Regions from separate parts of the Homo sapiens genome. Here region 2 is linked to region 1. Evidence: chromatin loops called from intact Hi-C (ENCODE). Cell type or tissue: PC-3. All regions are shown on one strand. Each heading gives the region's core, and the rest is flanking DNA. Links, peaks and the distances in the headings are about the cores only.

What was found. Hi-C counts contacts between places; a loop is a spot of excess contacts. Peaks named below come from ENCODE experiments on the same cell type or tissue, not always from the same donor. Only the 100,000 strongest peaks of a DNase experiment are listed, where the experiment ranks them.
Region 2: a loop joins it to region 1, with 2.8 times the contacts of the local background. A loop is called at or near these places in 1 of 110 quality-filtered maps.

The regions. Positions count from the first base shown.
Region 1 is chr7:48,352,589-48,368,312 of GRCh38, forward strand. ABCA13 (ATP binding cassette subfamily A member 13) reads left to right here. Exons shown (of 62, transcript NM_152701.5): 32 at 15,206-15,320. Among named protein-coding and RNA genes, the nearest start is that of ABCA13, 190 kb to the left of the region's middle. In PC-3, for the core only: no CTCF peak of the experiment used is centred there; a DNase peak (open chromatin) is centred at 8,183; H3K27ac peaks cover 881 bases.
Region 2 is chr7:48,242,246-48,257,969 of GRCh38, forward strand. ABCA13 (ATP binding cassette subfamily A member 13) reads left to right here. Exons shown (of 62, transcript NM_152701.5): 11 at 2,331-2,458; 12 at 3,267-3,367; 13 at 3,618-3,785; 14 at 5,994-6,199; 15 at 6,967-7,106. Among named protein-coding and RNA genes, the nearest start is that of ABCA13, 79 kb to the left of the region's middle. RefSeq lists an enhancer at 2,556-3,755. In PC-3, for the core only: no CTCF peak of the experiment used is centred there; DNase peaks (open chromatin) are centred at 8,396 and 9,696; H3K27ac peaks cover 3,554 bases.

The sequences.
Region 1 (15,724 bases), core at 4,201-12,200:
CTGTTAAAAAAGTTCACCCCCCACTTTTTAATTTCGTAAGGTTCATTTTTTTTATATGCTTGTACTCTTCAGGTAGAAGAAATATAATGGTTGAGATAATACAATCAAGTGAAGTTTTAAATTTGACATCAGGCATCATCTATAGTTTTAAATACACTTAAAATAAATTTGATGAATAACATTCACAAGGGCTGTGCATGTCCAACAAAAGATTCCACTTACCTAACCTTGGGAAAACTGAGGGAGGTTATTTTCTCTGCAGTGCAAATCCTTAGATATAGGCTGTATACTGGACAGGGTGGTGAAGGATTCCATACAGGCCTTGACCATGGCTTGGGTACCCATGAAGTAATATGAGAACATTTAGGAGTTTGATTGTGTAATTTGGCTGCTGACATCTATAGGAAGAGGGGAAGCTCAGTGAAGGGCTGGAGCAGCTGGACAAGAGGACTTGGAGGGGACATCATGGAGGCATTAAAACAGCCATCAGGGAGGCCAGGCAGGGGATGTTTGCAGAGAGGACGGGAGACTATGGTCGGACTGGGGCTCAGTGAACCTGAGGGTGAGCTTGGACACCTTGGCAGGTTCAGACAATGAACAGACTTCAAAGCTCACCAAAGCGGGGTGAGCCGTATTGCTGTGGGCTGTGGGGCTCAGCCTGGATTTCTTACTTTCCTCATGGTGCATACTGTTCTCATAAGCATTCTGCTCCCACAGCTGGCCTGGCTCTGGATAATGTAGGTCATTCATTTGCAATCCCTGCATGCTGGCTCTGATGCAGGGCCTCAGGAAGGTACCACCTTCCTACCCTCTCTCAAAAGCACACTAGGAAGTAAGTGGCTGAACATGAGGCTACTGAAGGGACCGGTTTGCGTGTTCTCTTAGTTATGAGAACAGGGACAAGTACTCATCCTTCATCGAAACACTGCCAGTAACAACTCATGGCACCTCCCACCCCTGACTGGGGCAGAGCCATGGACCACCAAGCAGAAGTCAGGACTGCCTCTCCAGGTGACTGGGCGACACACACGTGAGGATAGGTGACTTGATGTCTTGACCCCTCCTTCCTGTCTAGTGATAGGCTGCATACATAATAGCACATCCACACATTTTTTATGAAAATGCTGGTTGTACAGGAAGGACTTTCCCACAGTGGGAGGATAAAAGGCTGAAGACCACCTGATTGAACTCATCTTGGGATAGCCTAGTGTGGTGCGGTGAACAAAAGGTCAGGAAGAAAGAGACTAAGGCGACATTTTCACTCAGGGGCTGCCTTGTTAGGCAGACTGTTAGTAAGCCTCTTAACTTCTTTCTTTGTAAAATGATAGCTTTTCTTTCTTTTCAAAGTGATGATATTTTTGGCTATGAACATTTTCAACCTGTGATTTTCTGCTCCTAAAGCATGTTTCTTGGAGGTGATAGCAGCAGGAGCAGAACCGAAGAAAAGTGCTGTTGTTGGCTAGTTGTCATGCACAGACACTTCATACCCAGTGCAAACACCTGAGAGCTCTGAGAATTAGTGATCTGTGTTAGATACTGGGAGAAGCCGAAGTTTTATTATGCTCATTTTCTAAAGGCAAACCTGAAATCTATTGCATTCTGACAATCTCCTTCTAGCTCCAAAGTATGCTATGATCTCCACCCATGAAAGAGCGGGGTTGTGCTTACGTGGATGGGAACATGACAATTCCCTCTGCTCCGGTTCACAGGAGGAGACTGGGGGTTTACTTTGTCCACTCTGACATAGGATATTTCCCAAGAAGGCACGATGGGAAGAACAGCATACACTCCTACAAATGTATTGATGGAAATCCAGAAATGGCCTGAGTAATCAGTTTTCAATTCCTACTGATCATAGTGTATGGCTAACAGACATTGCAAGAGAGCTAGAAAGGAGGAATTGAGGGACATGGATGGAGACATATTTTTTCACCCCTTGAAGATAAATTCTGATGTATGAGAAACATTCCAGCCTAAAACGTTGGAATGAGTGGAATACCCAGGTATGATTCTGATCTCATGGAATTACCTCTCTTATTCTACTACTGGGATACAGCAATATAACTCCTCAGAAGTATTGCTTTATTTCTTTGAGAAAGATGAAGAAGTATTTTAATTCTCTGAAATATTTAAATCTTTGAGATTTCTCACTGTGCTATATCCATCTTTTATCTCTTGTTTCGAAGTCTCCCTTTCTTGAGGGCTTAGAGTACCTGCAGTGATTGAAACACAGTCTGAGATCTCGAAAGAACTCAGTCACTTGAGTAAAAATCCTAAAGCACAGTTTGTACTGTAGACAATGTTTGTTAAAATTTTTTTAGCAGTTTCCTCCTGCTTACTGAATGAGCTACATATTCATTAATTTATGAATTTATTCAATGACTTTTATGTACTATTTGTCAGTCTCTAGACTGAATAAGTAAAGAAAATAAGTAAATCAGTAAAGAAAATAGGTGAATCAGTAAAGAAAATAGGTAAAAATCCCTGCTCTTGTGAGACTTCCAGTCCAGGGAAGCAGAGGTGCCACAAATACAATTAAGAAGACAATTGCATTGAATGATAGGAAGCAGGAAGTGCCGTGGAGCTGGGAAATAGGATGAGCAGGGTCAGGGACACTAGGAGGGGAAGATGGAATTGTTAATGTGGATGGGGTAGACCCTATCAGGAAGGTAGCATTTTAACAAAGACTTGACGGGATGCAGAAGCACAAGGGGAAGTGTGTTCTAGGGCAGAGGAACCCCCCATGCAAAGGCCCTGTGGTAGGAGTGGCCTAGGGTATGTGTGAAGAGTCACCAGAGCAGAGTGCACAAGGGCAAGAGGGTGGGAGATGAAGTCAAAGAGCTGATTGTAGATTGCATGGTTGCAGGTGACTGGAGTGGTATTAAAAGACTGCTGGAGAGTTTCGAGCAGGAGTGATGTCATCATCTGACTTATACTGTAAAAGTCTTGCTCACGCTGTTGGGTGGAAAAGAGCTTGTAGGGGTATGTGTGGGACAGAGAAATCATTTAGAAGGCTGTTGTAATAACCCAGGTGAGAGATGATGGTGGCTTGGTCCAGTGTGGTAGCAGAGAAGCTGGTAAAAAGTGGTCTGATTCTTGGTTGCATTCAGGAAGTAGAGGCAACAGAATTGCCAAAAGATTTGATGAGGGCGTGATAGAGAGACATCGAGGAAGATTCCCCTATTTTGGTCCAAGTAACTGGATTGCTGGAATTATCTCTAACTATAATAGAAAAACTGTGGGTAGAGGTTTGGAGGATAAGGATAGAAACTCAGCTTTGGACATGTCTAGTAGGCAGATTTGTTCAGGAGGCTGGGACAATGTATGGATCTATTAATTTAGGAGTCTCCCCGATTTTGATGGCATTTAGAACTCTAAGATATTACCATGGGAAGGAGTATAGATAGAAAAATAGAGAGGGCCGAGACCAAATGTGGGGCCCCTCCCATGAAGAGGTAAATGAGAAGAGGAGATTGAGAAAGTATCATTGAGGCAGGAGGAAAACCTACAGAGTGTGGAATCCTGGAGGTCAAGCTGAGCAAAAGACTCCAGGAAGAGGAGTGATCAAGTGTGTCATATGTGGCTCATGGGTGAAATAAGGTAAAGACAGATAATCGACCATTGGATTTACACCATCCAGGACTTCATAGAGAGTAGCTTCCATGATGTGGTGAGAATGACGGCCAAATTAGAGTGGACAGAATGGAGACTTGGAGGGGTAGAATTGGAGAGTGAACTCAGACAGCTCTCAATGGGAAGAAATGGGAGGTGACTTCTTCTTCTTCTTTTGGAAGAAGTCTTTTTTTTTTTTTTAAATATAAGATGCTACCTGGGGAATAGTCCAGTAAGATGGGAAAATTGGTAGTGTATAAACGGGGGGGACAGCTGTGTCCTGAATTAGTCAAGGGGAAGAGACCTCAACAAGTGGAGAGACCTACTATAGGTGGGAACATGGCAATTCACCTGTGGTAACAAAACCTGTTTAACTCTATTTAACTAAAAATTTTCCACTTTTCTTGCACACAGATCTCTCTCTCTCCTCCTTTTATTTTTCATGTAGTATCTACCAGCAGCTCATGGAACTAATGTCCTGAAAGGCATGCATTGGAAAATGTTGCTGGAGACTGTAGAGATGGATAGGCAGCAGCAGTTTTTGAAATTGCATGTTCCTATCAACCCCCTGATTCATAGGCAGTTATCATAGAATAATTTTATGATTGGAACTGTAGTGTGTACTTCATGAATATAAAGGAATTCAAATGTTAATGTGTTGCTTCAAAGAATAAGCCAACTTAATAAACAGGTTTTCAGAAAACAAAAACCACAACAATATCCTGGGATTGTTTTATATGCACAAAGAATATTTATTTGAAAGGTCACCTGTTATTTCCTCTATTGCTTTTTGGCTGCTTCAATTCCCACCACCCTGGGGTGGGTTCAAGAGAAGGAGAAATGGAGCGTGCTGGGTCAGGCTGAGTGATGGCTCCCGTGAGGCGTTGCATCTGGACTTTGATGTGTCTTGGGCAAAGTGGAGAGTGAAGGGTTGACAGCCACTCATGCTTGAAATGTTGAATTCCTGCTTAAAAAAAAATCAGCTTGATCCACAACAGACCAGTGAGAGGACCTCTCATTTTATTTATTTTGATTGTTTCTCTTCCTTGGGCTCTACTTCAGGTAACTTTATTAAACACCTCTCTCTTCCATTTAGTCAATAGTCATTGTTCTCAGCAGAAATTCCCATTCTTGATGACCCTCAGCGCTCAGAGCTGCTGGAAGCCCCCTCTGTTGCCCGCAGGCTCTGTCCTGTCCCACCAACGCAGGTAATTTGTTGGTGATACCAACTGTAGTGGGAAGGAGAAGAAAAACCCTCATTAAATTTTACAATTCTTCACTTTCTCAAGCCCCACACAGCTCTTACAAACTTATCTCCTTGCTGGGCAGAGGAGGATGGTTTCTCATTAAAACCTCAGCAAATCGTTTCTCCAATTTGTCTATGTTCTTTCCCTCAACAGCAGCAAAGTAATCTCTTAAAATTGTATCACATTTAAAAAAATCATCTCACTTATTCTCTAAAAACCTTAAAAGTACAGTGGAAGAAATTGAGACGCTGATAGGGTAAGTTATTTCCCCCAAGATCTCACAGCATCTTAATACCCCTCACTCCCCAAATAAACTATTAATTGCCACTTGCTACTTTTAAGCACTTTGTGCAGGATGCTTGGTCACTTGGCTGCCATTTCACTCCATTGTATTTGAAAGTCTGGTATGTTTTCGGCCGGGTGTGGTGGCTCACACCTGTAATTCCAGCACTTTGGGAGGCCGAGGCGGGCAGATCACAAGGTCAGGAATTCGAGACCAGCCTGGCCAACATGGTGAAACCCGGTTTCTACTCAAAATACAAAAATTAGCTGGGCATGGTGGCACGCGTCTGTAATCCCAGCTACTCGGGAGGCTGAGGCAGGAGAATTGCTTGAACCCAGGAGGCAAAGGTTGTAGTGAGCTGAGATTGCACCATTGCACTCCAGCCTGGGTGACAAGAGCAAACTCCGTCTCAAAGAAAAGAAAAGAAAAAAAAGAAAGGACAGGACAGGACAGGACAGGACAGGACAGGAAAGGAAAGGAAAAAGGAAAGGAAGGGGAGGGGAGGGGAGGGGAGGGGAGGGGAGGGGAGGGGAGGGGACAATGCCTGCCTGGCATGTTTTCTTATATCCTAGCCAGAGCTCAGATTTGAGCAGTAGTTCTTAACCTTGGTTGGTGGGAGTTTGGAAGTGTATGGGGTGTTTTGATGGTAACAGTGGGGACCAGTGTATGTTTAGTGCCTAAGGGCCAGTGGTGACAATTGTTGTGTGATAAATGACACTGTAGTGTGCAATGAAGAATAGTCCTAGCCAAATTCCAAAACACCCTCATTTAGATCCACTGTTTGCTCTGCCTCTGGTAAATTATTTCAAGGGCCTTCATCATTCACTCATATAGTTATTCCTCTATTCATCTATGTAGAAACATTTTGTTTTCATATTCACTGTATGACACACATTCTATGCTGGGATGGATGCAGAGATCAGCACTATGCAGTTCTTGAGGTCTAGAAACTCACTGCTTAATGCAGTAGTTAGTGTACATTCATAACTAATAAGGGGCGAAAAGGGAGATACAGATACTGTAAAAGTGGCAGCACTGGGTTGCTCACAATTGATTTCATGCCTTCCTCTACCTAGTAAAATATAGGAGAATTTCTTGGTAGAATCTGTATGACCTGAGAGTCTGAATTAAGGTCTCAAAGTCTCCTTCTTTAGACATATTGGATCTTGACAGTGCATCTCACCTTCTAAGTTTATCCGATCTCTTTCGAGCTTCCTGGATCCCTTTAGAGTCTCAGACTTGACATGATGACAGAACTGGGATGAAAAAACTGCATTTGGGTGCCAGCTTTGACACTTGCTGGTTCGCAGGACCTTGGGCCAGTTTTGCGCCAGCTTTGGGTGTCGGTCTCCTCAGCTCATACGGGGTATTAACTGCTGTCTGCCCAGTGCATTGGCTTGTAGTGCGCAGTGAATTATCCTGCTTGAGGAGACCTTGAGACTTGTGAGGGGCAACGCCAGGCACTGTGAATGGGTGGGATGCTCTGAGTGGCAGCCCACTCCATTCTTGGGCAGCTTCAAATCTGAGAAAGTTCCTCCACCTACTGATGCAGAAGGTCAATCTGCATGACTCTGGCAATGGCTGAGTCAGGAACACTAGAGTCTTAAATGCCCCTTACTTCACCTTCCCTGACCTCCACTCACCTCCAATTCACAAATCACGTCAGACTTCAGCTGGCTGTGTTGTGCGGAAGGCAGCGGAGACAGAGCTAGCAAGTGACAGGGGCAACATGAGTGTGCCTCTGGTTCCATGAAAAGGAAAGGGAGGATAAAGGGAGAGAGAGAAAGTGGAGGCCAAATGCACTGGTCCTTCTCTTCAGCAGTTGCCCCCAGCTATGTCCTGTCTCCCCATGGTTGATGTGGACTGGTCCTGGGCAGTAGTGGTGATGGAGGCCGGTGGAGAGGGGCAGAAGCAGGGAAGGGCAGAGGCCGGGCTGATGTGAGAGGTGGTGGCTGGAAATTTGCCTCCTCCCTGCACTTGCCTCAAAGTCCTACATCCTGAGAAAACAAAACAAAAAACAGACAACAACAGCAACAAAAACCAGCTGATTTCTCAGGGTGGTTCTTTCTATAGTAAGACTTTGGTCCAACACGCCCATGACTTTTCTGTCATTGCACTCACTGATAGTGCTGACAGAGGCAAGTAACAGATCAAATACCAGGAGCAAGGCTTACTAAAATGGAAACCAAAAAGTCCACCTGCAGAAAAAGCAATGGTGACAATTAGTGTTTGTGAAGATCAGAGTATCCCTTTAGAAAGGCTTAAAGAAGTAAGAGAGTTTAATTTCCTTTTTTGTTTTTACTTTTATTTTATTTTATTTTTTATTATACTTTAGGTTCCAGGGTACATGTGCACAACGTGCAGGTTTGTTACATATGTATACATGTGCCATGTTGGTGTGCTGCACCCATTAACTCGTCATTTACATTAGGTATATCTCCTAATGCTATCCCTCCCCCCTCCCCCACCCCATGACAGGCCCCGGTGTGTGATGTCCCCACTCTGTGTCCAAGTGTTCTCATTGTTCAGTTCCCACCTATGAGTGAGGACATGGAGTGTTTGGTTTTCTGTCCGTGTGATAGTTTGCTCAGAATGATGGTTTCCAGCTTCATCCATGTCCCTACAAAGGACATGAGAGAGTTTAATTTCCTAATGGTATAATTTATAGATAGTTCTTTGATTTGGGTTCCAGAGAAGGGGAAACATACAGAGAATATTCTCGATTCTTAGTTTGATTCATGCTCTCCTGATAAGAGGAAAATCCTATTTCTGAGGTTACTGAGACATCCCTGACCTTTGTGTGTATGTTTTTTATTTTTAGTTCTATAAACAAGTGATATTCAAGAGTGAAGAAAATAGAGAAAATAATTCACACTTAATATCCTGTTCCAAATAGACACTTATTTGTTTATTTATGTTTTCTTTTGGGATGAGTCCCTCATTCTTTGTCGTTGTGATTCATGTTTTACAAACTAGAAATCGCAAAGTCTTGCCAAGAGTTAGCCTGAAAGTTTTTGTGCTACATACTCATTTGGGAACTATTTACGCAGTACTTATTATGTGTCATGCACTGTAATCGCATGACATATGTAGTAGGGAAAGATGTAGTCCTGCCTTGAGGAAGCTTGGAGAGCAGGGATTGTTATGACCGTATTAAGATGAGACAACCAGCCTGGACAGCATAGCAAGACCCCATCTCTACAGAAAATAAACAAAATTAGCTGGGCGTTGTGGTGTGTTCTGTAGTCCCAGCTAATTGGGAGGGTGAGAGGGGAGAATTGCTTGAGCCCAGGAGGCTGAGGCTACAGTGAGCCCAGATCATGCCACTGTACTCCAGCCTGGGCAACAGAGTGAGACCCTGTTTGGAAAAAAAAAAAAAAGACAAGAAAACTACGAATGACTTAAATCTGCTCTGCTGTGACCCCGCTCTAGTGGAGACTGCAAGGGACGAGAATCACAGCACCTCTTTAAAACTTGGTACTCAGTGCAGTTGTTGTTGGTGATACATAATACATAATGCTTCAACTTTAAATATGAACCACTTCCAATTATTAAGATCCTAGAAGAGAGAAATTAAAGTCAAAAAATGAAACAATTTTCTTCTCTCCCTTTCTCCCTACTCATCCTCCTTCATTCCTCTCTCGGTGTGGTTACTCCTCTTTTAACATGCTTTTTCCTTATTTTAAAAATTCATGATGTGCAAGTTATTTCATTCTTTTCTTATTTGACTTCTGTTTTCTCAAAGAACCCTATTTGGACTTCATCAATTCTCTCTTTTGTCTCATCTAACTTTTTCTGCTTTTATTTTTATTACTTCCTTACTTTTCTGTATCTTCAATATATTCTTTTATAATTTGAGACTAAAGTTTAATTCATTATTTTTAGTTTTTTTCTTAAATATTTGTAGTTAAATATATTATGTAGGTAATATATTTAACATAAGGTAATGACTGTTCTTTCAACTCCTACCTTATATCCCATAGATCTCATATGTAGCTAACAATTTATTGTTTTCTAGATGCATGCAGTACAGGTTTCTATTTTCTCTTTGACCCAAGAGCTGTTTAAATAAAGCTTCTTTTAATTTCCAGGTGAAAATTCTCAAGAATTTTAAATATATGAAAAACTATGTTTACACAGCTTACTTGTAATAAGAAACATACAAATTAAATCTGCTTTGTAATAGTATGTTTTTACATATCAGAGGGACAAAATACAAAAATTGCATTATATACTAAATTGCCAAGTTCTGTTGCTAAATCTTAATTTCTGAATTGCAGTCAAAATATGATTCTTATTATTTCTGTTTTGGTATCAAGTAATATATAACCCACTTTTGTGAATGATTTGTAGACACTTGAAAAGAATTTCTAATTCCCTATTTTAGGGCAGAGAATTTGGTCTGTGTTATTTTTGTTATGTAGGATTTTTCTATCCTTAATTTATGTCGTCTTGATCTGTCTTAGACTGGGATAGGTAAATTATACTCCCTTATTACTTGGTTGTCCTTCTCTCTTTTTCCTGTGGAGTTTGGCTTTTGGATATTTGTGCTTTGTTACTGTGTGCATTACTATGAATAATTGTGTCTTTTAATGCTTTGTGGACATAACTCTACCTTGTTTGATATTGAAATGGTGAACTCTGCTTTTTTTCCCTTCTCTTCACTCTTCCTCTTCTTCTTTTTTTTTTTTTTTTTTTTGCCTTTTGGTGTTTCTATTTGCTTGATATGACTTTGCCCATCCTTTCATTTAAATTTTTTCTGAAGCATTTTGTTTCAAGTGTGTCTCTTGTATGCATTATATAGCTTCTTATATATGTGGCCTTAATTCTTTGATAGTATAAAATGCAATTATAAATTATATATAGTCTTGCCTCTATCTTGTGTTTCTTATGCTTATAATTTTTCTTTTAAGCTAATATTTAATAATGTTTTATTATTATTGTAGTGGTTACCTTATAATTATAACATTATATAAGTAATATAAACCCTTGTTTTTTTATCACAAGCAATAAAAACTTAAAATATGTTCTCTTATTTCATCATATATTTTCTCTTGTCCATCATGCAATTTTAGCTGGTATTGTTAATCTTACTTAATGTTGCCTTTTGTACTGTTAAAGACACTTATACTAATATTCTACATTTGCCAATATTTTAAAAAATAGTATTTGAGTTTGGCATGCACCAACTTTTTCTTCGTCTCTAACTCATTCCCCATTATCCTTCCATTTGTTTTTCATATCATTTCTGCATTTCAGGGAATAGTAGCATTTCCAATCTGTCTTGTAACCTTAATTCCTGTTTTTGTTTTAGTCTTGCTTTTACAGGAAAATGTACTCATTGCTTACCATCAGCCCTTTCACTGTAATTTACCAGTCATCATTTGGCGGGATGAAGTTTGCCATCTAGTAATTTCCTTAAGAAGCTCTCATAAGATAATATAACCTGAATTCCTACATACGTAAAACTCTTTGTAGCATTTATATTTGAAGGACATCTTGGCTGAATAGAAAACCCTTGGTTCATTCCTTCCTTAAGTATCCTGTAAAAATTGTCTTTGGTCTTAAATGTTATTATGGAGAAATCTGGGGCCACATTGTTATTTTCTCCCTTTTATATAACTTGGTAATTTTGGCAAGCTGCCAGTAGCTTGAAAACGCAATAAATTTTATAAGAGTATGTTTCATTGTTGAACATTCTAGGACAATTTTCTATGATGACAAGACAAGTCCTTTGGATGTGTAGATTTTAATTTTTTTTAATGGAGACTCTTGATGTATTCTAGCTTTGCAAATTTAGAAATACTTAGTTTTTCTTTTTCAGGGAGTTTAATTGCCTGCGTTTCTTTTCCCTGTGTTTCTAATCAATAGATTTTTACATTTTAAAAAACTCTATTCCTGTTTCCTTTAGTTGCATTTCTTGCACCTATTTTCTACATCCCTTACTGTATTTTGTGCAGTATCAATTTGGCCTGTGTTTCTTCCAATTTTATTCTCCTTTGTCTGATGGCTAGTTTTTTTCACATATTTTTTCTAAGTTCTTCCAATTCCCATTTTATATCTTTCTGCTACTTTACCATCTCATTAACTCAATTCTAATGATTGTGCTGTGTGGTGTTTCTTATAGAGGGGCTTGCCTTGTTTAAATTGTTTAAATATATTTAAATTGTTGACAAAAAGTATGTTCACTATTATCATCTGTTCAATGAGACCAACTTTTTCGCATGGGTTTTTCACTTGTTAATAATTATGCAACTCTCAATCTCTTTTTATTTCTTGCCCAAATGTTGTGCTAAATTTTTGTTACCGTGATTGTTACTCATCTGGAATGAATTGGATATTCCTGTCCAGGTATCTGCAAGAGGGTCCTGGTGGTGGTGAGGACCAGGTGCCATTAATGACCTTACAGCTCAAAAGCTTACTTTTCCATTGCCACAAAGATAGAGTGCTTCCTGAAAACATATGGATTTCTCACATAGCCTCCGTCTTCTGTTTCCCTGGAAATAGGGTCTAGGAGAAGGCTTCTCACGCTAGTCAATGTAACTTTTTTTTGCTTTTTTATTGATACACAGTAGTTGTTCATATTCATGAGTTACTTGTGATAATTGGATACATGTGTACAATGTGTGATAATCAAATCAGGGTAATTGAGATAGCCATCACTTCAACAATCATCTCTTTGTGTTAGGAATATTACAAAGCCTGTCTTCTAGCTATTTTGAAATATACAAGTTATTGTTAAGTACAGTTCCCTTAGTGTGCTATTGCACACTAGAACTTATCCCTTCCCTCCATTTGTACACACTAAACAACCTCTAATTATCTTCCCCTCCCCTTTACCCTTCCCAGCATCTGGGTAACTCACTACTCTACTTTCTACCTCAATGAGTTCATTTTATTTTTAGCTCCCACGTATGAGTTAGAACATATATTTGTCTTTCTGTGTCTGGCTTATTTCACTTAATATAATGTCCTCCAGTTCCATCCGTGTTGCTTCAAATAACAGGATTTTTTCTTTGTAATTGCTAAATAATATTCCATTTTGTATATATGCCACATTTCTTTATCTTTTCATCCATTGATGAACACTTAGGTTGATTCCATATCTTAGCTATTGTGAATAAGTCTGCAATAAACATGGGAGTGCACATATCTCTTCGATATACTGATTTTCTTTATTTTAGATATACACTCTGCATTGGAATTGCTGGGTCATATTGTAGTTATATTTTTTAGTTATTTGAGGAAACTCCATACTGTTCTCCACAGTGTCTCTACTAATTTACATTCCCACCTAACAGAGTGTGGGTTTTCCCTTTTCTCCAAATCCCTGCCAGCGTCTGTTATTTTCTCTCTTTTTGATAGTAGCTATTTCAATTGGGGTAAGATGATATCTCACTGTGGGTTTGATTTGCATTTTTTTGATGATTCATGATGTTCAGCATATATTTGTATAACTGTTGGCCATTTGTGGTCGTTTATTTTTGAGAAATATTGAGTCAGATCTTTTGCCTATGTTTTAATTGGATTATGTGGGTTTCTTGCTATTGTATTTGTTTGAGTTTCTTGTATATTCAGGCTATTAGTCCCTTGTCAGATGGATACTTTGCAAATATTTTCTCCCATTCTGTAGGTTGTCTTTACACTTTGCTGATTGTTTCCTTTGTTTGCAGAAGCTTTTTAGCTTGATGTAACATCATTTGTCTATTTTTGCTTTTGTTGTCTGTGCTTTTGAGGTCTTACACAAAAAGTCTTTGTCCAGAATCAGTGTCCTGAAGCAGTTCTCTGATATTTTCTTCTTGTAGTTTTATTGTTTTGAGCTTTACATTTAAGTCTTTAATCTATTTAGAGTTGATGTTTGTATATGGCAAGAGATAAGGCTCTAGTTTCATTCTTCTGCATATGGTTATTCAGTTTTTCCAGCATCATTTATTGAAGAGATAGTCCTTTTCCCAATGTATGAACTTGGAGCCTTTGTTGAAAATGTGTTGGCTACAAATGTGTGGGTTTATATTTGTGTTCTTTATTCTGTTTCATTGGTTTATGTGTCTGTTTTTAACCAAAGAAGTGAAAGATATCTACAAAGAAAACTATGAAATGTTGATGTGATGTGAGAAGTTAAAGAGGACATAAAAAATGAAAAGATATCCTATGCTTATTGATTAAAAAAATTGTTAAAATGTCTACATTACCCAAAACAATCTGCAGATCCAATACAATCCTTATTAAAATACCAATGACATTCCTCACAGAAATAGAAAAAAATCCTAAAACTTATATGGAACCACAAAAGACCCAGAATAACCAAAGCTATCTTGAGGAAAAAAAATGAAGCTGGAGGCATCACACTACTTGTCTTCAAAATATAATACAAAACCATAGTAATCAAAGCTTTAGTCTCCATTTTATTTATTTCTGCTCTAATATAAAGTCTTTCATCAAAGAAAAGCCCAGGACCTGATGGCTTCACTGTGACCCGTGTTCTGCTTGCTCCAACCTCTGGTCCTTGCCCTTTTTTTTCCTTTGCCTGGAGCAGTCTTCCTTTAGATACCTGTGTGACTCATTTCCTTACTTCATCCGCTTTCTGCTTGAGTATTTTTTTCCCGCTGTCAGCTCAGCTAATCACCCTGTCTGAAATAGCATTCCTTCTCACTTTTGGTTAAGCTAGTTCTTTTTTACTCATAGCATTTATCACTACCTGATATTATGCATCTCTGTTTTAGTCCTTTCTGTGCTGCTATCACAGAATACCCGAGACTGGGTAGTCTGTGAAGAAGAGAAATTTATTTGGCTCATAATTCTGGCAGGAAGTCCAAGATCAGGCAGCCTTTCTGGTCAGCTTCTGCTGAGGGTGTCATGCCACTTCAACTCATGGCGGAAAGTGTAAGGGGAAGAGGGTGTGCGCTCCATACATGAGAGGCAACCCTGCTTCATAACAGCCAGCTATCTCAAGTACCTGGAATCTATCAATCCAGTATCCTGGAAACTCAACTTGTCTCATGAGAACTGCATTAATCCATTCATGAGTGTGGAGACCCCATAACCCAAACACCTCTTAAAGGCTGCATCACCTCTCAATACCATCACATGGGCAATTAAATGTCAACATGAGTTTTGGCAGAGACAGAACATAGCAATCTCTGTGTTTATTGGATTATTTTATGTCCCCTCCCACCTTGCCGACACACTGGAATGAAAGATCCTTAATGGCAGGACCTTTTTCTGTTTGGCTCATTCATGTATCACCAGCCCAGTAACACGGCTTGTACCTTCAGTTGGTCTCAATGTTGAATAAATAATTATTATGTGGATTTAGAGCTCAGAGAGTATGTGGTGAGAAGACAGAGGGTCCAGCTTGAGGTAGGAATGCCTACATTTAAAGGCAGGTAAAGGAGAAGTTGCCAAGATGTGGGTGCAAAGCTGGGAGTTGTTCTGGAAGCTAAGAGAAAAGAGAGGAGGAGGGAATGACCAATGCCATCCAACATGTCTGAGAACTCAAGAAGGAAAATGACTGGATAATTCTCATTGGATTTTGAGGCATGACTGTCATTGATGCCCTAGATAAGAGTCATTTCAAGTGTATATTAGAAATGGAGCCCAGTTAGAGTGGGTTGAAATATGAGTGTTAGGAAAATAGAAAGGAAGACTTTCATTTGCCAATTTTCACGTATTTTGTAGATGATAATCTGTGATCAATTAATATCAATAATTGAAGATAGATAATGGTCCCAATTAAATGGGGGAAATGGCAGGCATGGATTAATGACCTGCTTTGCTCCAACCTGCTCTGCCTATGGCAGGTGTCAGAGAGTATTGTGGTTGGGCTATGGCTCTCTGAGAGATCTCGAACCAGTTGTGTCTCCTTCATGGGTTCCTTCATGAATTTGCATACCTACAAAATCAGCACACCAATCATGGCCCTCCTACCTAAGTCACAGGCATGTAGAAATGACCAAAGGAGATATCACTCCTGAAAGAGCTTTCTAACTTGGAAGAAAAATGTAAAAAATTAGTAGAGTCATTTTGCTTGTCTCCGGATGCTGACTGAATTATCCCCTTACAGATTCCTGAACAACGTTGGTTTCTTTTTTCCACTGATAATGATGCTGACGTGGATGGTGTCTGTGGCCAGCATGGTCAGAAAGTTGGTGTATGAGCAGGAGATACAGATAGAAGAGGTAAATATCCTTAAACCTTGCCTGGGAGACAAAGATAGGGAGGCTGGGGACTTTGGAAATGGATCTTGTCCCATAACCAACCTGAGCCTCTCTGTTTTGCTTCCCTCTCCTCTGCTGGGGTTCTGGTGTACAAAATAGCTGAGTCCCTGTTCCAGAAAGAAGATTTTATGTTGAAGTCTGAAGCAATGCCAGATATTTTCCACTGACATGAAAGAAAGCCAAAGAATAGCCACATGAGATTGCAAGAACAAAGCCAGTGTTCCTCATTCAGCAACTTTTTTAAAACCCAGAAAAACATAGCAGCAGACTTCCCATCTTAATTTATGCTTAGAATTTTTTATGTAGAGACCCTGCTATTTTTTTTGTAATACTGTTATAAAACTTGAAACTATCATAACTTAAAT
Region 2 (15,724 bases), core at 4,994-12,993, 110 kb before region 1:
CCCCAGGAAGCTGTACTTGGCTCTTAGTCCTACAGAGATGGGGGGAAGCTGAAGACTATACCACACTCTAGGTACAAAGCTAGGATAGCCCACATTCTTCTGCCCCCATATAAAATTTCCACACATTCTCAGTGCCAGGAAGATGAGGCCCAAACACTGGCTTTGCTGTCCATCTGCTGTTTTTTTTTCTTTGTTTTGTTTTGTTTTGCTTTGAGACAGTCTTGCTCTGTTGCCCAGGCTGAAGTGCAATGGCGCGATCTTGGCTCCCCGCAACCTCCACCTCTCAGACTCAAGCGATTCTCCTGCTTCAGCCTCCTGAGTAGCTGGGATTACAGGCTCACACCACTACTGCCCAGCTAATTTTTGCATTTTTAGTAGAGACAGGGTTTCACCGTATTGGCCAGGCTGGTCTTGAACTCCTGGCATCAAGTGATCTGCCCTCCTCGGCCTCCCAAAGTGCCGGAATTCCAGGCGTGAGCCACCGCAGCTGGCCACCTTCAGCCTTATTTAAATCTTTCTGAGATTCACATGCACCCTTAGCAGAAAATTGTATATCTTTTATCATTAGCTTTGGTCCAAGAAACCCCATCCCTTTTTCACTACCTTGTCTTCATAGCCAATTGTTCATATCTTTTTCTCTTCCTAAGCTGCAAAGTTCACCCAAAATAAATGGAAATCACACCAGACTCTCAGTTTTCTACTGAGTTTTTCGTGTCATTACAGACTGCCTTTTCTCCTCCAGGTTCTTTCTGGTTCCTGCCCACGTCCCTGCAGTACGGGTGGCTGAGGTGTGGGAGCTCTTCACCCAGGCTCTAGCAGATAGCGTGGATTTTGGCAAGGCGAGGACTCACAGAGGTGCCTCTGCGCCTTCCAGCAAGGACTCACCCTTCAATGTCGCACGTTGTTGTGAATGTGAAGTGTCTGTTCACAGATGTGGGGGGAATAGTCCCTAGGGTCTGGCCATGTGGTATCCTTGCTTGTCAGAGTTTAAAGAGACTTGACAGTAAGATCCAGGTTCCAAGCCACACAGCATTTCTTTTTTCCTTGGGGAAAATAAAATAATCTCTTTCTCACTTTCTAGCTCTTTCCAAGTGCCACTCTGCTTCCTTCTCAGTGTAATCCAAAGAGTCAGAACAATGACTGACCTAAGCCCAGTTCATTCTGCAGATGGCCAATTCCAAAAGCCATGTGTCCAGCTTCACTCTAGCATGAGGTGTCAGGAGTCTGGTCAGCAGCCAGAAAGCCCAAGCATGTGGCTCTGATGGAGCAATTGCTCCGCCTTGTAGGGTGATGACGTGGGGATGGGTACCAGTTCCTGCTGGTGTCTTGTAGGAGAATTATCATTGGGACCTTGCTCACTCTCTCTATACCCTTTACGGTGCTTGGGTCCATCAGCTCTCCAGCTAGAGAATAGCAGCAACTATTTATCAAGCCTGTGTTCAACCCCAAACTATCAAGATGCCATGAAGAGACTGACCACTATGGCACAGAAGTCGAAATGGACGCCAGGCACTCAAAGCAGTGGGATGGCTCCAGCCAGTGGAACATTTTGCTTGGGCTTCAAGTAGCTACATCTCTTTCTGCTTTTCTCCTTCTGTAGCTTGCTTCGTTTATCACAGGTGAGGATTCCATGCAGTTGCTCAAAGACACAGAAAGCCTGGACTCACCTGCTCTGGGCAGTTCTGCTGCCCACAGTGTGGCTATGCCTTGCTTCTCCCTCTCCCGTATTTATTCCCAATTTCAGGTTCTTCACATTATCAAACTCATTTTCTTTCCAGCTTCTCTTCTCAGTTGTTTCTTCCATGTCTGGAGCCCGTTAGTCTGACATTCTAGGGACTATTTGTATTGAGCTGCCTGGGTGGTCGTTCTTCCTTTGACCTTGGAGAATCCTACAGGCATTGCCAATTGGCTCAAGTTGGGACCACTGCGATGGGTCCTGTATACCATCACACACCATCTCTATATTTTGAAACTTTTCTCAAAATATTTTTCTATATCTCATTAACTATAGGCTTCAAGGCAAATGTTTTTAGACCCCATGTGAAACTTTATCCTAACCCTCACTTCTTTTACACACACCTAGGAATATACTTTCCCATTTTGGGGTAAAGAGAATGTTTAATCCATATTCAGTATTGAAAGAATCTCCCAATCAGGTGACTCAATGCAATTTGTCAAGAACCTGGTTGTGTGATGAAGTGTGACTTTCAGTCTAGTGAACACACTTCTCAAAGCAGTGGAATATTTTCCTTTGAACGGAATTTTTATTTCCCTAATTGGCACTTCGAACTACTTTTCATTTTATTTCATTTATTTATTTTTGCCCTCAGATTACAGCATCTGTGGAAATTGCAAAGCTTGCTGCAAAACCTGCCCCAGTGGCCGGCACTGAAGAGATTTCTTCAGCTTGATGGAGCTCTCAGAAATGCGATAGCTCAGAATTTACATTTTGTCCAAGGTAAGCTAGCTTTGGTGTTATTTGTCCCTGACTCACTAAGAGTAAATGTGAAATTTATTGGAAAATGGACTTGAAACTGCCTGACACATTGTAAAGTTGGGAGATAACTTTGCTGGTGTCATATGCATATTTATGCTTTACTCTGATGCCTTCTAGGGGATTTAAAATACAGCACACCAAGGCTAAATAAACAATAAGGGCACAGTGAAGAGCGCATCCTTCTGTTTTCCTTAAGCCCATGCTGTGGCCTATGACAAGCAGTGTCCTAAGGCTGGGTTGACTTTCACATTCACGGCAGCATCTGTGGTTTTCAGGCTGGAAAGGGACCAGAGTGCGTTGTGAATAAGCGTATCTTTTGTATTCTGTTCCTTCTACTGCCTCCTCCCACCAATGCTTCTTGGTGTCCGGTAGGGAGAGTGTGTTCCCCCTGGGTTTGCAGAATGCCCTTCTTTGAACTTTCTTGACTATGGTGAGCATTATTCTTTCTTCCCTCTTCTGAGGAAGTTGGGTTTGGACTTTTGCCCAGATGGGCTGCAGCCTTTTCATTTTCTCAGGGAGGAGAGGGAAAAAGTGAGGGGGGATGTTACTTTAGAAGTAAAAACTCATTCTCACTAGTCTTTGGAAAGGACAAAATGATATTACAATGACTCCTGTTTTCCTTTCTAAGGAAGAGAAGAAAATGTATAATAATAGGTCAAGTTTTTAAAAAATCCATGTTTTCAGGATCCAGTTTATTGATTCATGGCCATGTATAAAAGTCAAGCTTACTTACCTTAGGTGAATAATAATCAATTTGTCTACTTTGCAGAAGTCCTCATTTGCCTGGAGACATCAGCTAATGATTTTAAATGGTTTGAACTTAACCAATTGAAACTGGAAAAGGATGTGTTCTTTTGGGAGCTGAAACAGGTAAAGCACAACAAATAATTATAAATAAGCATTTTTAATAAAACATTCAAGAAGCTCATGCAATATTCAGTTTTGCTCCTTTTGTGAATTGTGCTAGCTAAAAAAGGGAACAATATGCAGGTTTTTCAAAACTTTATGTTGTGTTTAAAATGTTTATCATTGCTTATTATATTTGCAGTTCTTGAGCCCATGAAGAGGGTATCTAAGCCTCTTTAAATGTTACTCCTTCCCACTCTTATTAATCTTTTAGATGTTGGCGAAGAATGCTGTCTGCCCGAATGGTCGTTTCTCTGAGAAGGAGGTCTTTTTGCCGCCTGGAAACTCCAGCATATGGGGTGGTCTCCAGGGACTGTTGTGCTATTGTAACTCCTCTGAGACGAGTGTTTTAAACAAGCTACTTGGTTCAGTAGAGGATGCTGTAAGTATTCTACCATCTTAGCTCTTCTAAGGGCACAAATTTAAGATTAAATTCACCAAAGATGCTAATATTTAACCTGGAGTTTCGATGAGGAAAGTTTTGCCGTAAGCCCACACACTTAAAGGAAGCTGGCTCTCTGAACTCCAGCTGCCCTTCAATGCTGGCCTTTCTGTCTGACTGAAAGGTTGTATGCCACCCGCCTGGCCAAAACCTACTTGAAATTCCTCAAACTTTCAAAACATACCACTTCTTCTTTTCTGGCTTCCTGGATCCTTGATCTGCTTCATTCTTGGCTGCACATGCTAAGAAAAGCAGAGGAGTCTCTGGTGATTAGTCAATCCCAGCAAAACTGTGGCTTTGAGTGGTTACAAGCTTTAAAAGTCATATTCCTCTCATGTAACTGCCCAGGACAATGGGCTACCCCTGTTCAGCGCTCAAGTGGGACTGCAGAATGTTGAACGATTTGTTTGGAAAGATTATTTTGTCAAGTTCCAGCCCTATTCTTCTTACTGAGAATTAAAATTACAATATTTATATTTTTAGAGTTCATTTTTCTCTCTCAGTATTACCTTTTTTTTTTATATCCTTATATACCATGGAAATAAAACCAGTGAAATAATGAAACTAGTGAAATATAAATGGTGTCTCAGCAAAATGAAAATTGGGATAGTAATTGAATAGTGTGCATAATTCAATCACCGATTTCTTAGCATCTACTCTGTGCATGACAGTATGCTGAAGGGAGTACAAACATGAAGAAGACACTATCTTGGTAGAGAAGGGCAAACAACAGTGAGAGCCTTGGAGCTCAGCATCTAGGAGTCTTCCCAAATAAGTCAATGAGCCTTAGATGAGGTGTAAGATTTGGAAGCAAAGAGAAGTCAGGAGAGGATGCTAAGCAGGCAGAAAATTATATGTGAAGGGCTGGGCATAGTAGCTCATGCCTGTAGTCCCAGCACTTTGGGAGGTCTAGGTGGGCAGATCGTTTGAGCCCAGGAGTTTAAGACCAACCTGGGCAACATAGCTAAACCCCATCTCTACAAAAATGAAAACAAAAATTAGCCAGATGTGGTGGCACATGCCTGTAATACCAGCTACTCAGGAGGCTGAGGTGGGAGAATTGCTTGAGCCCAGCAGGTCAAGGCTGCAGTGAGCCATGATCACACCATTGCACTCCAGCCTGGGTGACAATGTGAGACCCTATTAAAAAAATAAAGAAAAGAAAATAAATAAGAAAAGTGTATGTGAATGCATGCAGGCACAAAAAACATTACCTGTTTGCAAATACCTTTCTTGCTACTAGATGTCAGCTCTTTCCTGGCAGAAATCCTATCTCAAATTTATTTTTATCTGTAAAGTCTAACTTGTAGTCTCATACGAAGCAGGGAACTATGTATTTATAGGTTACATATACTTGAGGTAGCCTTTTGGATGATGCCTACGATACGTATCACTAACAAATCACCCCAAAGCTCAGTGACCTAAAACAAAACACATTATTTTCTCGCTCTTCTGACTCTGGGTTGACCAGTCTCCGTGGGGTGGTTCTTCTGATGGTCTTACTGGGCATCATTCATGTAGTTGCAGTCAGATGGCCGTGAGGGCTGGAGTCTGGTTAGCTAGGATACTGAGACGAGGGCCTCTCATCCTCCTCTCAGACTCAAGATGTCTCTTCTCCAGGTAACCTCTCCATATGGCCTTTCAGCAGGGTAGCCAGACTTCTGACATGGCTATCCAGGGATCCCACACACAAGCAAAAACAGGCAAGGAGGGAGAGTAGGAGCTGCCAGTCCTCAGAGAAGGTAGAACTAGAACTGGCACAATTCACTTCAGCTGCATTCTATGGGTTTACGTGAGCCAGATCTCAGCCTAGAGGAATTGTGGAAGGTGGTACTGAGAGTGAGACTCTCAGGGGGTCTGGTTCACAGGCTACTTGTTGCAACTAGCTAACACAGATAGCTATGACACTGAGTCCCATCCTACTTTATTATTGGATTAAGTTTTATTTTTGGACTTATTAACCTGAACATGAGTAAAGATTCAAGTCTAGAACTATAACTTAGATAATTACCATGCCATAGGGCACGATCTTTGATGTACAGTTTGAGTGGACCCCTTGTTTAGTGATACAGGGTCAAGGCTGCGTCTCAAATACCCACATCTGAATTGCTTTATTTATTATAAGCAATATCTTCTTTTCTTGTTAAGGATCGTATTTTGCAAGAGGTCATTACTTGGCACAAAAATATGTCAGTTTTAATACCTGAAGAATATTTGGACTGGCAGGAACTTGAGATGCAGCTGTCAGAAGCAAGCCTTTCCTGTACTCGGCTCTTCCTGCTGCTGGGAGCTGATCCCTCTCCTGAGAATGATGTCTTTTCTAGTGACTGTAAGCACCAGCTTGTCTCCACAGTGTAAGTACATGTTTGGTGGGAAACTTATAAACAATTGGGACATCAGAATGATTTCAACTGCCCCTTCTACACAAATGATAGATCAATATGGTAGATTATATTTTGAATAGAAAGAGGTTCAATTTATTTTAAAAATATTAACCTACTGGTACTGTTGGAAAGCATCTAATAACTGTAAAATATGAAAGAGTTCCCTTAATGTTTAACCACTGACTTAATCTTTCATTAGAAATTGAGGATCCCTGGTAAGTCCAAGGTATGCATGTGATGGAAGTTCTTGTTAATTACTCAGAAATTGTGCACTAAGTACAAATGGGAAGCTTCTCTTGGGAGCTGTAACTCTACAGAAAATTCGCCTTGATTTTATTTTATGACTCTGTGAATTATATGTGTGATCAATTTCCATTTTCCTTGACTGCTAGGATGTTCTTCGTCAAATATGTCAAATAGGGAATATATATTTTCTTAATATTTAAGTTCACTTCCTGTTATGGCCTTTAATTTTCCTCTTTTTTTGTCCTTCTTGATTTATTGTCTTATATTTTATGTATTCTCATAAATTGCTTTTCCTTATTTTTCAAATCGAGGTAGAGGAGTTTGTAAACAAACTTAAAAAATTAGTAGAACTATTTGAAAGATTCTATTTCCTTACATAAGTGGACTGCCATGCATTTGCATATATTTGTTTTTAGAAAAATTTATAATGATCTGTCATCTGCAAGATCATTTTTAAATTTTAATTTTCTCTGGATTCTTTTTGATTGCAGGATATTTCATACACTTGAAAAAACACAATTTTTCCTGGAACAAGCATATTATTGGAAAGCCTTCAAAAAGTTTATCAGGAAGACTTGCGAAGTGGCCCAATATGTAAATATGCAAGAGAGTTTCCAGAACAGACTATTGGGTAAGTCAGTAGCCTAAACTACAGGAATGGGGGATGCTTTCCCCTTTTAGTGAGGTGACATAATTTCCTGAGAGTCCATCCTATTTAACAAAGCGGGGCTTAAAATGGGTGGCTCTCCAAGCACAATTTGGCATTGTGATTACTTCATATAATTTTTTCTCATCAATTATGACAAGACTTACCAGAAGTCCTGGTTTGACTGAGCTACATTGTTCCTGCAAAATTTATAATAGTGACTGCTTTTACTCTCAAGACTGTCCTGGTTTGGGTGATAAATACTTCTATATGCAGACTAGTCATGATCCTACTCACAAGAGTCCAGATTTTCTGTTGTGGCCCTTCTCACTTTACTTAGCATTAAGATTGATGCTCACACTGGGGACAACTCCCCATGAACCTATAGAAGAAAACACAAACTGTTTTTCTCTATACACACACTCAACACTTCCAACACTGCTGTGACCATATGTGTGGATTTGTTCCACAACAAGCAATTCTCCACTTCTCCATTGACACTAACTGGGTGTCCTACAATTCGATTCAATTCTCGCACTGTCTGCCTGGAATTAGCATCAGATCCTGCAGGTTAAGGGCTCAGTCCCACAAGATTGCCCCTACTTCAGACGCCAACCCCAAGTCCAGGCTTCCCTTCTCACTTCTGATCAATTGGGTATAAATCAGGATTCCCATGAACCCCTCGTTGTGTTCAGTAATTTGCTGGTACAAGTCACAGAATGCAGAAAAACAGCTTACTTCCTAGGTTACTGGTTTATTAAGCAGATATAATTTAGGAACAGTAGATGGAAGAAATGCATAGGGTGAGGTATGTGGGGGCATGGAGCTTCTATGCCCTCTCCAGGCCTATCACCCTCCCAGCACCTCCATGTCCTCATCAACCTATGAGCACTCTGAACACTGTCCTTTTGGGTTTTTATGGAAGTTTCCTTATGTAGGCATGATATATTAAATCACTGGACATTAGTGATTGACTCAACTTCCATCCCTCTCTCCCCTACCTAGAGGTTAGAAGGCAGGTAAGGGAATGGGAGGAGGGAGAACCTGAAAGTTCCAACCTTCTAATTACAGGGTTGGTTCCCCTGACAATCAGCCCCCATTCTGGGGCTATCCAGCGCCTCTAGTCACCAGTCATTCATTAGCCTACAAAAAGACACCACTTCCTACATTCCAAGGGTCTTAGCAGCTATGTGCCTGTCAGGAAACAATGGCCTAGACCAAATATATATGTATGTTTTTATTATGTTAATGGCTCACCTCTTTCCTTATCAGCTTCATAAAACCAAAAATTCCCTAAAATATAAATATTACAAACTCATAACTGTATGATTCACAGGGAGTCCTCCTGTTCCCCAGAGATCTACTTTTTGGAAAGATGCCAGCATGTAAAACTTGCACTTCTGACCTCTGCTTTTTTACTCTAGAGCTGGTTGTCTATTTCCATCTCTCCTTGGGAATTATCTTCTGCCCTGGTTTTCCAGCATGCCATGACACTGCTCCATCACAGTGGGGTTATCAGCTTCTCCTTAGAAAGCCTGCATCTTGGACGTCAGGGACTTGGACAGGAAATGGGAGTTTCTCATTCCTTTTCTGTGGCTATTACGACCTTGCCTTTTCTTATTTCATGCTGTTTTTTAAACTGCTACTTTTAGAGGCTGCCAGAGATACTCCCTCTGTAGCTCTCAGTATCAAATCCACATATGGTAAGATGGGCCTTTGCATTTTCTACAGATTACACTATAAAACTCTTCTGTATAGCAGCAGTATTGGGTTGATGGTAACTTCTCCAATGAGTTGGCCATGTTCTTCTGGGTTGAGTACTCATCCTACACTTTAACTTTCTCCTATACTACCTGTCCTCATTATCACTTATTATTGCCCACTTTTGACTCTTTTCAGAAACAGGCTACAGAGAGTGATATGCAATAGTGGCAACAGGCTTGTGGTTCAGAAGTCTCAATGATACTGATAATTGCAAATATTTATTGTGCTTTCTATGATTATCTTGTTTAATCCTCATTCAACCTGTGAGATAGGTACCATTATGATTTCATTTTCAGATGAGAAAATTGAGGCTCAGAAAGATTTTATTCCTAGCATAGGTCTCAAAAGTATTAAGCATCAAAGTCAAGAATGCAAATCCAGGAAGTCTCACTCTGGATCCTGTAAGCTTAACCACTCTACTTTCTTTGGACAGACCCTTGCTGGGGGCTGATCTCTGTGAAAAGGCTTGCACTGTCACAGAAATATAACTAGTCTTATTAAGAAACGGAATTTAAAAAAAATATTTTTACTAAATATGTATATTATTTTATTAATTTATTTTTTATCTTTATTATTTTCTTTCTTCTAGTAAATTTAGTGTGATTGTTGTTCTTTTTCTTGTTCTTGACTTTCAGATTTTCTTATTTTCTAATAGGTACTTTTAAGACAATAAATTTTCCTCTATGCCGAGCTCTAGGTATATTTCACACATTTTAATATGTCATTCAACTGCCTTCTGGCATGTAAGAGAAGTCAGTTGGTAATCTTATAAAAGCTCCATTGTATGTTATGAGTCATTTTTCTTTTGCTGCTTTTAAGATTCTCACTTTGTCTTTGACTTTCAATAGTTTCATTATGAGGTGGCTTCGTATGGGTCTCTTTGGGTTTATGCTACTTGAAGTTTTTTAACTTCTTGCATTTGTATATCCATTTAGTTTTCAAATGTGGGGTGTTTTCAGCCGTTAATTCTTTAAATACACTCTCTGCCCCTTTCTCTTTTTCTCGTCTTCTGCATGTGTACATTGGTTGGCTTGATGGTGTCTCATAAGTTCCTTGGGCTGTGTTCATTTTTTTTTCTTTGCTCCTCTGATTTGATTGTTTCACATGGCCCATCTTTAAGTTTGTGGGTTCTTTCTTTTGCCTGAATTTCTAAATTCAGTTATTCTATTTTTTAGCTCCAGAATTTCTGTCGGGTTCTTTGTAAATACAGCCATGCATCACTTAATAATGTGGATGCGTTCTGAGAAATGCATTGTTAGGCAATTTTTCCATTGTTCAAACATCATAGAGTATATTTACACAAACCTAGATGGTATAGCTTACTACATACCTGGAGTATACGGTTAGCCTATTGTTCCTAGGCCACAAACATATACAGGTTATTCTACTGAATACTGTAGGCAATTGTAACATGATAGTAAGTATTTGTGTATTTAAGCCTATATAACAGAAAGGTAAGGTAAAAATATACGATTATAATCTTACGGGACCAAGCATCATTATGTGGTATATGACTGTAATCTCTCTCTCTTTGCTAATATTCCACTTTGTTTATAAACCATTTTCTAGATTTAGTTTTGTGTTTTTCACTGTGTTTTCTTTGAGTTCATTGGCCATATTTAAGGTAGTTGTTTTAATTTATTTATCAAGTAAGTCAGAGGCCTGCATTTCTTTAGCGGACAATCTCTGGAGATTTATCTGGTTCCTTTGAATCATTCATGTTACTCTGTTTTATTTTGGTATGTCTTGATACGTTCTCTTGAGATTTGGACACTTGAAAAAAATTTCCACTTCCCCCAGCTTTTGTAGCATGGCTTTGTGCAGGGGAAGACCTTCATTGCCCAAAATGTTTTAAAGGCTCAGGGTCTTTTAAATCTTTTCTGAAGATGTGTATTCCCTAAGCCTAAGTGTGTGTTTTTATTCCACTTCCCTGCATACATACTATCTGCTTTAAAATGTATTATTCAGTCTCCTGGTTCATCTCAAAAGCCTTGGATGTTTATTGTATTCCTATGTCCATAATTGATTACTCCTAGCCGCCTGCAGGTCTGCAGACTCCCTGCAGCTCTAACATGCCACAGTGACTGACTGCTGCTTTCAGTGGCCTCCAACCTGGCATCCAAACTATGCCACTTTTCTCATCTGTGCTCTACATCAGGCAAGACAGAAACCAGTCACTTCGGCAGCCCCTAGGCAAGCCAAATATTGCCAGCAAGTTCTATTTTTTCCCTTGTATACTGAGGGAGGAACTTGAAATTGATACACATCTTCCTGACAGTGGCATATTGTGCCATGAAGGGGATGAAGAGTGAATGAGAAAAATGTCACAAAATTTCACAATGAGTGTGACATTTTCTTGCATTATTAGGGATTTACCTGGTTGTTGCATCTTCTTAACTGATTTCTAGTGCAATGGTGCAATCTCACCTCACTGCAACCTTTGCTTCCAGGCTCAAGTGATTCTCCTGACTTTGCCTCCCAAGTAGCTGGGACTACAGGTGAATGCCACAGCACCTGGCTAATTTGTATTTCTTGCACAAGTGGGGTTTCGCCATGTTGCCCAGGCTGGTCCCAAACTCCTCAGCTCAAGTGATCCACCTGCCTCAGCTTCCCAGAGTGCTGGGATTACAGGCATGAGCTACAACACCTGGAATGTTTCTTCATATTTATCCATCTTGAGGACTTAAGATGTGTGGACTTATATATTTATTGTCTTTGAACAATTCCATATTACTATTTCTTTAAATATTTCTTTTACCTCAATTTCTTTTTTTTTCTTATTAGGACTGTACTTACGTGTGTGTGTGTCTGTGTGTGTGTTCGTGTGTGTGTCCCAAATGTTTCTTCTTTTTTCTATATTGTTCCTCCTGTTTTCTTTAGTCTCTATGCCTCAGTCTGGGTGGTTTTTCTCTGATTTATTTTCTAGTTAAGAAATTCTTTCTGCAGAATGTGTTTAATTAAGCTTACTCCTTTAATTCTTAATTTCAGTTATATGTTCTAGAATTTTCATTTTATTTTATAGGTTTTACTAAATATTTTCTGCCTGATAACTTCAATAATTTTATTTTCTGGGTGTCAGTATCTATTGTATGCTTTTCCTATTTTTTTCCCCAATTCCTATTGTTTTTTTATACAACTTTTTTTCTTTTAAGAGGTAGAGTCTCACTCTATTGCCCAGGGTGGAATGCAGTGGTACAACCATAGCTCACTGTAGCCTCGAATTATGAGGCTCAAGTGATCCTTTTGTCTCAGTCTCCCAAGTAGCTATGACAACAGGCTTATACCACCATTTGCAGCTAATTTTTTTATTTTATTTTTTTGTTAAGATAGGGTCTTGCTATATTGCCCAGGCTAATCTTGAACTCCTGGGCTTAAGAGATTCTCCTGCCTTGGACACCCAAAGCACTCTACATAAATCTTTTTATTAAATGCATTTCAGACATTATATGTAGAGATAATGCGACACTCTGCATGATTTTTTTTTCCTCCAGAGGTGCTTTAGTTTTGTTTCTGGCAGGCAGTGAGAGTGGAGGCATATCGCTTTAATTCAGTCAGGAATTAAACTATTTTTGAGCATGCTATGAAACTTTGTGAGAGCTCAATTGTTTCTTGTCTTCTTTTACTACTGGGGTGTAGCCTTCTGGGGGTATCAAGCTAAATTTGTGGTGTTTACTAAAGGCAATTTTTCCTCAGCTGTCTGTGAATTTCAGTTTCTTTCCTAGTCTTGTGAGGCTTTTGAAAGTTCTTATTTTCGTAGCCTCTCTTCCCTCATTTTTGTTTTGGAAACAACAGTTGCCCACAGTGGAAAAGTAGCTTCAAATGTTGGACTTCATCTCTCCTGTCTTCCCTATTCTGTAATGTTGGCACACAAATTCCCAGTGCCTCAGTAGCTCTCTGATGCCTTAAAAATCATTAAAAATATTGTTCTCACTTTTCTGGATGTTTGTAGTGGAAGGGTTGGACTACAACAATCTAGTTTGCTACATACAGAAATTTTTTTCCAATTTAGAATTCAAAGCTGTCATGTCACTAACCTCTGAGTGAGAAAGGCTGTGCCTGTGACTCAGTAGTTCAGCCTTGAGAAGCTTTCTCAGCATGAGTAGTGTTGTGGTAAAGAGCTTGAATGCTGACGTCAGACTAATTAGTTTCTAATCTTGGCTTTGCAACAGATTAGCCATGTGATTTGGTGGCAAATTGCTTCAGTTTCCTTATCTATAAATAAGTTTCATAATATTAAAGGAATTAATACTTAAGACAGTATGTGATGATCCCATCACCCAGGTAGTGAACATAGTATCCAATAGTTAGTTTTTCAACCCTTGCCCACCCCTCTTTCCCTAATCTTTAGCTCCCAATTTCTATTGTTGCCACTTTTATATTTATATGTACACCATATTTAGTTCCCACTTATAAATGGGAACATGTGGTATTTGATTTTCTGTTCCTGAATTAATTTTCTGAGAATACTGGCCCCCAGCTACATCCATGTTACTGCAAAGGACATGATTTCATTCTTTTTTATGGCTGTGTAGTGTTTCATGGGAGTATATGTACCACCTTTTCTTTATCCAATCAACTCTTGATGGACATCTAGCTGGATTCCATGACTTTGCTATTGTGAATAGTACTGTGATGAACATATGTGTGCATGTGTCTTTATGGTACAATGATATACATTCCTTTGGGTATATACACAATAATGGGACTGCTGGGTCAAATGGTAATTCTGTTTTCAGTTCTTTAAGAAATTGCCACACTGTTTTCCACGATGTTGATCTAATTTACTTTCCCTCTAACAGTGTGTAAGTGTTCCCGTTTCTCCACAACCTCACCAGCATCTGTTACTTTTTGACTTTTTAATGATAGCCATTCTGACTGCAGTGAGATGGTATCTCAGTGGTTTTGATTTGTATTTCTCTAATGCAGTGGAGTATTTTTTCATATACTTATTGGCCATGTGCATGTCTTCTTCTAAAAAGTGTCTGTTCATGTCTTTTGCCTACTTTTTAATGGGGTTGTTTTTTGCTTGTTGGTTTTTTAAATTCCTTATAGATTCTGGATATTAGACCTTTGTTGGATGCATAGTTTGCAAATATTTTCTCCTGTTCTGTAGGGTGTCTGTTTACTCTCTTGATAGTTTCTTTTGCTGTGCAGAAGCTCTTTAGTTTACTTGGGTCCTATTTGTCGATTTTTTGTTGTTGTTGCAATAACTCTGATATCTTCATCTTGAAATCTTTTCCTGTTCCCATGTGCAGAATGATATTGCCTAGGTTATCTTCCAGGATATTGATAGTTTTAGGTTTAACATTTAAATCTTTAATCCATCTTGAGTTGATTTTTTTATATGAGATGAGAAAGGGATCCAGCTTCAATCTTCTGCACATGGCTAGCCAGTTATTCCAGCACCTTTTATTGATTAAGGAATCCTATCCCTATTGCTAGTTTTTGTCAACTTTGTCAAAGATCGATGGTTTTAGGTGTGTGGCCTTACTTCTGGGCTCTGGGCTGTCTATTCTGTTCCGTTGGTATATGTGTTTTATTTTTTATTTTTATTATTTTACCAGTACCATGTTGTTTTGGTTTCTGTAGCCATGTAGTATAGTTTGGAGGTGGGTAATGTAATCCCTACAGCATTGCTCTTTTGCTTACGATTGCCTTGGCTATTCGGGCACTTTTTTGATTCCATATGAATTTTAAAATAGTTTTTTCAAATTCTGTAAAGAATGTCATCGGTAGTTTGTTAAGAATAACATTGAATCTGTGAATTGCTTTGGGAAATCTTAATAATATTGATTCTTCTTATCCATGAACATGGGATGTTTTTCCATTTGTTTGTATCACCTGTGATTTCTTTGAGCAGTGTTTTTTAATTCTCATTGAGGAGATCTTTCGCCTTCCTGGTTAGCTGTATTCCTAGGTATTTTATTCTTTTTGTGGCTATTGTGAATGTGATTCTGTTCTTGATTTGGCTTTCATCTTGGATATTGTTGGTTTGTACATTGATTTTCTATTCTGAAACTTTGCTGAAGTTGCTTATCAGATCTAGGGGCTCTGGGGCAGACTATGGGGTTTTCTAGGTATAGGATTGTATCATCTTGCAAACAAGGATAAAACTATCCCTGTTTGGAGACTTCCTCTCTTCCTGTTTGGCTGCCTTTTATTTCTTTCTCTTGCCTGATTGCTCTGGATAGGACTTTCAGTATTATGGTGAATAGGAGTGGTGAGAGTGGTCATCCTTGTCCTGTTACAGTTCTAAAGGGAAATTCTTCTAGCTCTTTCCCACTTAGTATGATTTTGGCTGTGTGTTTTTCATCGATGGGCTGTTATTACTTTGAGGTATGTTCCTTCATTGCCTAGTTTGTTAAGGGTTTTTAAAATGAAGGGATGTTGAATTTTATCAATAGCCTTTTCTGCATCTATTGAGATGATCATGTGGTTTTTGTTTTTAGTTCTGTTTATGTGATAAATCACATTTACTGATTTGTATATGTTGGACCAAACTTTCAACCCTGGGATAAAGCCTACTTGATTGTAGTGGATTAGCTTTCTGATGTGTTGCTGATTTGGTTTGATAGTATGTTGTTGAGGATTTTTGCATCTATGTTCATCAAGCATACTGGCCTGAAATTTTTGTTGTTGTTGTTTTGTGTCTCTGCCAGGGTTTGGTATCAGGATGATGCTAGGCTCATAGAATGAGTTAGGGAGGGGTCCCTCCTCTGCAATTTTTTGGATTAGTTTCAGTAGGGATGGTATCAGTTCTTCTTTATACATTTGGTAGAATTCACCTGTTGCTTATTTATTTATTTTTTTTGAGACAGGATCTCACTCTGTTGCCCAGG